Regions from separate parts of the Mus musculus genome. Here region 2 is linked to region 1. A link is a contact called in ENCODE Hi-C or POLR2A ChIA-PET data. All regions are on one chromosome and are shown on one strand. Each heading gives the region's core, a stretch centred on a gene start or an enhancer-like site at or near the end of the contact. The rest is flanking DNA. Distances are from core to core; before and after follow the strand shown.

Region 1 (2,700 bases), core at 61-2,560:
TTAAATTTCTTTATCAATACAGCTAATTGCTTTATCTCTGTGCCTGATTTTGGATACATAAATATAGTTTTCAGTTTATTTTTCTTTAGCTGATGAAGCTATACCCGTCAGCTTTCATCTCAGTAGTTGTATTTTGCAATACCATAGTAGTTTATTGTTTTAAATGATTTTGAAATACTCTATTTAAGTTTATGTAGCAGTGTTTGATTTACACTTCTATGCATTTTTCATGGTTGCTCTGGGAACAATAAAATGGTTCTATTTTTATGATCTATTAAAAAAAACAATATTTTACCAATACGAGGAAAATAGAGAGCTCTTTTAACTACGTATATTCCTTTTTCCTCTAAGCTATACTTACCATGTTTTACTTCTGTACACACTGAAATTCTATCAAAGTTCTTGTGTTTACAATACCATATATTTTAAAGACCTTATAAGGAAAAAGCTTTTTATACTTAACCAAATGTTTACCATTTTTGTTCTTCCTTCAGTTATGAAGAGCTGGTTTTATTGTGGTATATTCACCAGAGAAGACTGTTCAAACATGGGTTTAAGCCAATAGAAAGCCTTTATTAGCTAGCCAGCAACTACACTAGGTGTGAGATCCCAGTGTAGCACTGAGCCTTTCTCAGGGTGAGCTTTTAAGCACAAAAACCGTGTTCTGGGTTTGTTGTGGGAAATATTAAAAATAATGTGCCATGTTCCCGTACTACTGCCAGCAACACTCTACACCATTTCAGTCCCACCAGCTCTGTCTCTAGCTAGCCCCCCAGCAACCAATCACTGTGTTACCAGCTCTGGTTCGCTTGTCCTTGGAGCTGTTAGTTCGTTCTCAGCCATAAACCCCTAGAGTCGACGGTCCCACATCCTAATAACCAAGTAGAACTGCCAAGTTCCGTAGCTATTTTCTGCCCCAGTGCGGTTCTGCCGGGTTACTCTCTGCTCACCAACTCTCCCCGAGTTCCCTTCACTGCCACACCAGCCCCACACAACCCATTCAACCCGCTGTCAGCTGCCTTAACACCCAACAACCCGGTAGAAACAAAACTCTAGAAGCATATAATTAACAAGTCAGATTTATATATCCATAAATTCTCAGATTACAAGATGCCAATACAATAATTTCAGAACCAATTGATAATGACAAAAGCTGCCCACCAATATTAGACAAATTATGCCAAATTTCTAACCTTTATGATATCATAACTACCGGTGGCTATTTAAAGCCACGCTGGTTCAGGTTCTTCTTCCTGTCCATCCGCCTCCATCTCGGTCAGCTTTTTCTCCCTCTCAGATGCCTCTGTCTCTGTAACTCTTCACTCTGCCTCCCTTTTCTCTGTCCAATCGCCAGCCTCCTGCTGCACTAGTGTTTTAATGTAATTGGACAGGGAAAATCCTGCCTCATGTGTTGACACACTTCAGTTAACAAGAACAGTTAGTCAAAAGCAGGACTACAGAAGCTAGAAAAGCAAAGTAGGTGTATTTTGAGACCTTCCCAGAGTTATATGGAATTTGAAGGATTAGGCCTTTACTTTAGTTTTAAAGTGTGGTGCTGTCAACCTGGCAAGTTTTACAGCCTGAATGACACTTTATCATGAAGTCAGCTGTGCTAAGGTTGGGGAGCCTACTAAGTTCTGGTGCCCTATTTCAGTTTTCCTAATAAAATCATTCCCCTTTAAACCAAATAACTTCCTTGAGCAAATCCTCTATGATAAATTCTTGTTACTTTCTCCTCCTTCCTAAATATTGACATAATTTTTTGTGATTGTTCTTTAAACACTTATTTCTCCCATCTGACTTTAATAGTCTCAGCAGAGAAATCTTATTTAGTTTTTATTTTCCTTCCCACTGCCAAGTGCTGTCTTCTTTACTGTTGCTTTCCCAGTCTGACTATAGAATGTCCCAGCTCTGTTTTTCCTTCATTGTGATAATTTAATGAACTTTTTTTGAGATAGTAAGATTTGTTTCTTTATTTGTATGTATATGTGCCTCTATGAGTTTATGTGCACCACATACATATAGTGCCTCAAAAGAGTATTGGATCCCCTAGAAATATAATTACAGATGGTTGTAGGCCATCATGTGGGTCCTGGGAACCCAACTTGAAACGTCTGGGAAAGCATCTGGAAGCTGTCTATTCACCAATGACCCATCTCTCCAGACTCTATTGAGCTTCTTGAAACTGCACAGGTTTCTCATTCACTAAGTTTAGGGAGTTCTATTACTAATGCCACAAAGACATTCTCTTTTCTTTCCTCTCCTTCCAGACATCAAACAGCAAACACATTATACATCTCACAGTTATCCCTAGCACTCAAAAGCTTGGTTTATTTATTTATCTTTTTTTTAGATTGTATAATTATTATTAATCTATTATAGAGTTTTCTCATTCTTAAAAGTAGACATTCTGCTATTGATCCCTTCTAGGAATGTTGCGGGCCGACTAGTGGCTCGAGAGGAACAGTACGACTGAGATGGCAGCAGAGCTGAAAGAAAGGAACTAGACGGTCAGAAGAACAGAGCTAAGTCAAATCAGGTTCTGATCAAAGCTCAATTTTACTGATTCATGCACCGAGATATGAAGCGGGGGGAAGGGGTTAATTCCCGCCAAATAATCTTGGGGTCCAGTAGCAGGGTGACCACGTGTATGGCTCCAGAACAGCAAGGCGGCAGGCTCCAGTAGTGGGCATGGCAGAA
Region 2 (2,873 bases), core at 59-2,558, 280 kb after region 1:
CGTTTCCAAATGTTTTGACAACTTGAAACTAGAACCTTTCACCAAAGAAGGTTGCAAAGTATTTTTAAAGATAGTAACAAAAAAGCAGAGTTTCAAGATATATGCTAGAATTAAAAGGAAGGGTGCCTCTTACAGCCCAGGTTTCTGAAAGGCTCAGGAAGGTCACCGCAGTATTTTAAAAATCCTCGGCGCTCCGGCAGCCACATTTTGACATTATTGGGCAGCCAAACTGTACTTCAGAAACCGCCTTCACGTGCCAGACGCATGCAGAAAGTAGATAATATAAACTCCCGTGGATATCACACCGCGGTGCACACTTAGTGAACATTCATTCTGTCTATGGCTTTATTTTCGCGCAATGAGAACTGATCCATCAAACCTTCCCAAAAGACCCGCAGACAAGTCGCACATTTGGGCGCACAACTTCAATTTCAGCTTTGCGTTTTCACCAAACCCCTCTCGCCGTGCGCGCTGCGCGTCTCCCCACGCGCGGTGCTCCGGGTCCCATCCTAGAACTCGCTCACGGCAGGCGAAGCACCTTTCCAGGTACGCTCCGGAGCGGGCGTGTTTACGCGCATCCAAGTGTGCGGCACTTTGAACGCGGAGTCCATGTGGAGCCCGCGCCGAGCTCCCGCAGCTGCCGGCCGCCTCCGGGGATCGGAGCGGCCGCGGCTCGCGGGATTGCTGCGGGCGAAGGGACTCAAGCGCCACCCAGGCAGCGGGACAGCCCCGGCTGCGGGCTCTGGAACGAATGCGCGGCGAGCCCAGCCCCCAGCGCCGCGAGCGAGCGAGGGAGGCTGGGTGGAGGGAGAGCGGAGCGAGTGAGGAAGCCGAGTGTGGAACGGCTCGTCGGCCGCCACCCCCACCGCCACCGCCGCGCTGCCTCCACCGCGGCCCCGCCCCTCCGCCGCGCCCCTCCCCCACTCCGGCGCTCCTCCCTCTAAGTTCCCCCTCCCAGGTCCCCCTCCCCGTCGAGGTTCCCCTCCCCCTCCCAGGCTCAGGCTCCCTTCCCCCTCGCCTCTCCTTCTCGGGGCTCCCTTCCCCCTCCACAACCCGTTTCCCCACTCCTCCTCCAGGCTCCCCTCCCCCGCCCAGCTCTCCTTCTCTTCCACCACCCGGCTCCGCTCCCCTCCCCCTCCCGGGTCCTCCTCACTTCCTCCCCTCCCCCTCCGGGCGCGCCCCACCCCTCCGCTCCCCTCGTCTCCCCTCCCCCTCCTCGGGTCCTCCTCCCCTCCCCCTCCACCCCCTCCCCCTCTACCCCTCCCCCTCCTCGCTCCCTGTTCCCTCCTCCCTCCCCGCGCGCCGGGCGCAGGCCGCTCGGGTTTGTTTTGCTGCGCGGCCGTCGCCGCCGCGGGCCCGGAGCTCATTTGTGCCTGGCTGGTCCCCGCGCTCCCCGGTGCCGAGCCGGAGCCGTTGGCCGCTCGCGCGCTTGGCTCTCTCCCTTAGTAACAGCTCCCCTCCTGCCTCGGTGCTGCGCCCTGCCCCCGCGCCCCTCCCCCGCCGGACCCGCTGCCCGGCTGTCAGCGCCCGCACCCCAGGGCGCCTCGGGGTGCCGACGGCGGCCAGGAGGGGAGCGCCGCGCGTCCTGGAGGGGACAGCGTCGCCAAGCAGGTGAGCGCGGGCCCGGGGCTGCGGGCGCCGCGAACTTGGCCTGGGCGCGGGGGAGGGGCGGCTGCGCTCACGTGCTGCCCCCCCGGGTCGGGGTGGCTGCGGGAGGCACTGGGCCCAGGCGAGCGGGCTTGGGGGCGCAGGCTGGATGCGGGGCCGCAGCCGCCCTGTGCTCACATAGCGGGGGAGCGGCCAGGGCTCAGGATGGGTGCTGGTCCGCGCTCGGGCGCGCGGGCTGCAGTCGCCCGGTCGCGCACCCCTCGGGCTGTGGCGCGCGGAGACCCCGGGCGGCGGCGGGGACCGCGGGCGGCTGTTGGGGCGCGGGCGGGGGAGGGGCGCGGCCGGGCCTCGCTCACTCAGGACGCGAGTGTGGGCACCTTGTGCCTGTGGCCTCCCCACGAGGAGGCCCTGGCCACAGCCTCGGTAAAGTTGGGTCAGAAGTGTATACAGTTGGCAAACTTATTGCCAGCTTCCTGGTAAGTTTCGGGGTGGCACACAAGTCACATTATCTTCTGACAGTATAGAGCCACGTTGTGAGTGTTTGCTGGGTGACTTCCTCTTTGCAACCGATGTCTTTTTTTTTTTTTTTTTTTTTTTTTTGGAACAGGGGCTGACTTTCATTTAAGTGTAATTCCACGTTGAAAGGCAGCTCGAGGCGAATCATGCATGTGTTAGAGTGTTCGGTAATTTTGGAAGTTCTCAATTTGGATTAAATTTAGGTTGTGAAAATGGTCTGTTCTGTGTAACATTTGGGTTGGGTGGCTTTTAAGAAACGCTCTCTTTGTTAGGTTACCCAACACTGAAAATAATTTGGTGATCACACAGAAGAGTTGGAACATAGCTAAACATTACATTTCTTTAACAGTCTGGAGTTTTCTTAAAACCTTGGTTGGACTTTATCGGCCCCAGGGTGAAGGGTTATATGCCATTTACAGTTAATTAGGGAAGTTTACTGTTGGCTTTCTTGTTTTTCCATATAAGAACCTTATGCTGGTCTAAACATGTTAATAAAGTACGGTGGATGAAATGATGTGTTATTTCTAGTTTGAATCTTGAGATTGAAAGCCCCCCATCAGTGTAAAACAATACAAGGCCATGTCTTACTGATTTAACTTAGCTAAAGTGCTTTGCAGTATCTTGGTGGCCCATTGAAGGTAGTAAATGAGTTTTGGGTTTCCCTGTGTGATTCACGTTCAGTTTTGTTAAATAAGACCCATGCTTATTGGAGCACTTCAGTAATCCTGACTTCCTGGGACTGTATGTTC

What was found. Hi-C counts contacts between places; a loop is a spot of excess contacts on that map. ChIA-PET counts read pairs that join two places held with the same protein, here RNA polymerase II (POLR2A).
Region 2: a map of left cerebral cortex shows a loop between it and region 1 (2.8-fold over the local background). The contact joins the promoter of Tbl1xr1 here to the promoter of 7530428D23Rik in region 1. A Hi-C loop is called at or near these places in 8 of 37 maps with a recorded cell type or tissue (Patski, heart and left cerebral cortex). POLR2A ChIA-PET finds 5 or more read pairs at or near these places in 1 of 5 experiments (Patski).

The regions. Positions count from the first base shown.
Region 1 is chr3:21,799,461-21,802,160 of GRCm38, forward strand. It overlaps 7530428D23Rik (RIKEN cDNA 7530428D23 gene), which reads right to left and starts at 1,311. Exons shown (of 2, transcript NR_166473.1): 1 at 1,194-1,311.
Region 2 is chr3:22,075,344-22,078,216 of GRCm38, forward strand. It overlaps Tbl1xr1 (transducin (beta)-like 1X-linked receptor 1), which reads left to right and starts at 1,309. Exons shown (of 16, transcript NM_030732.3): 1 at 1,309-1,611.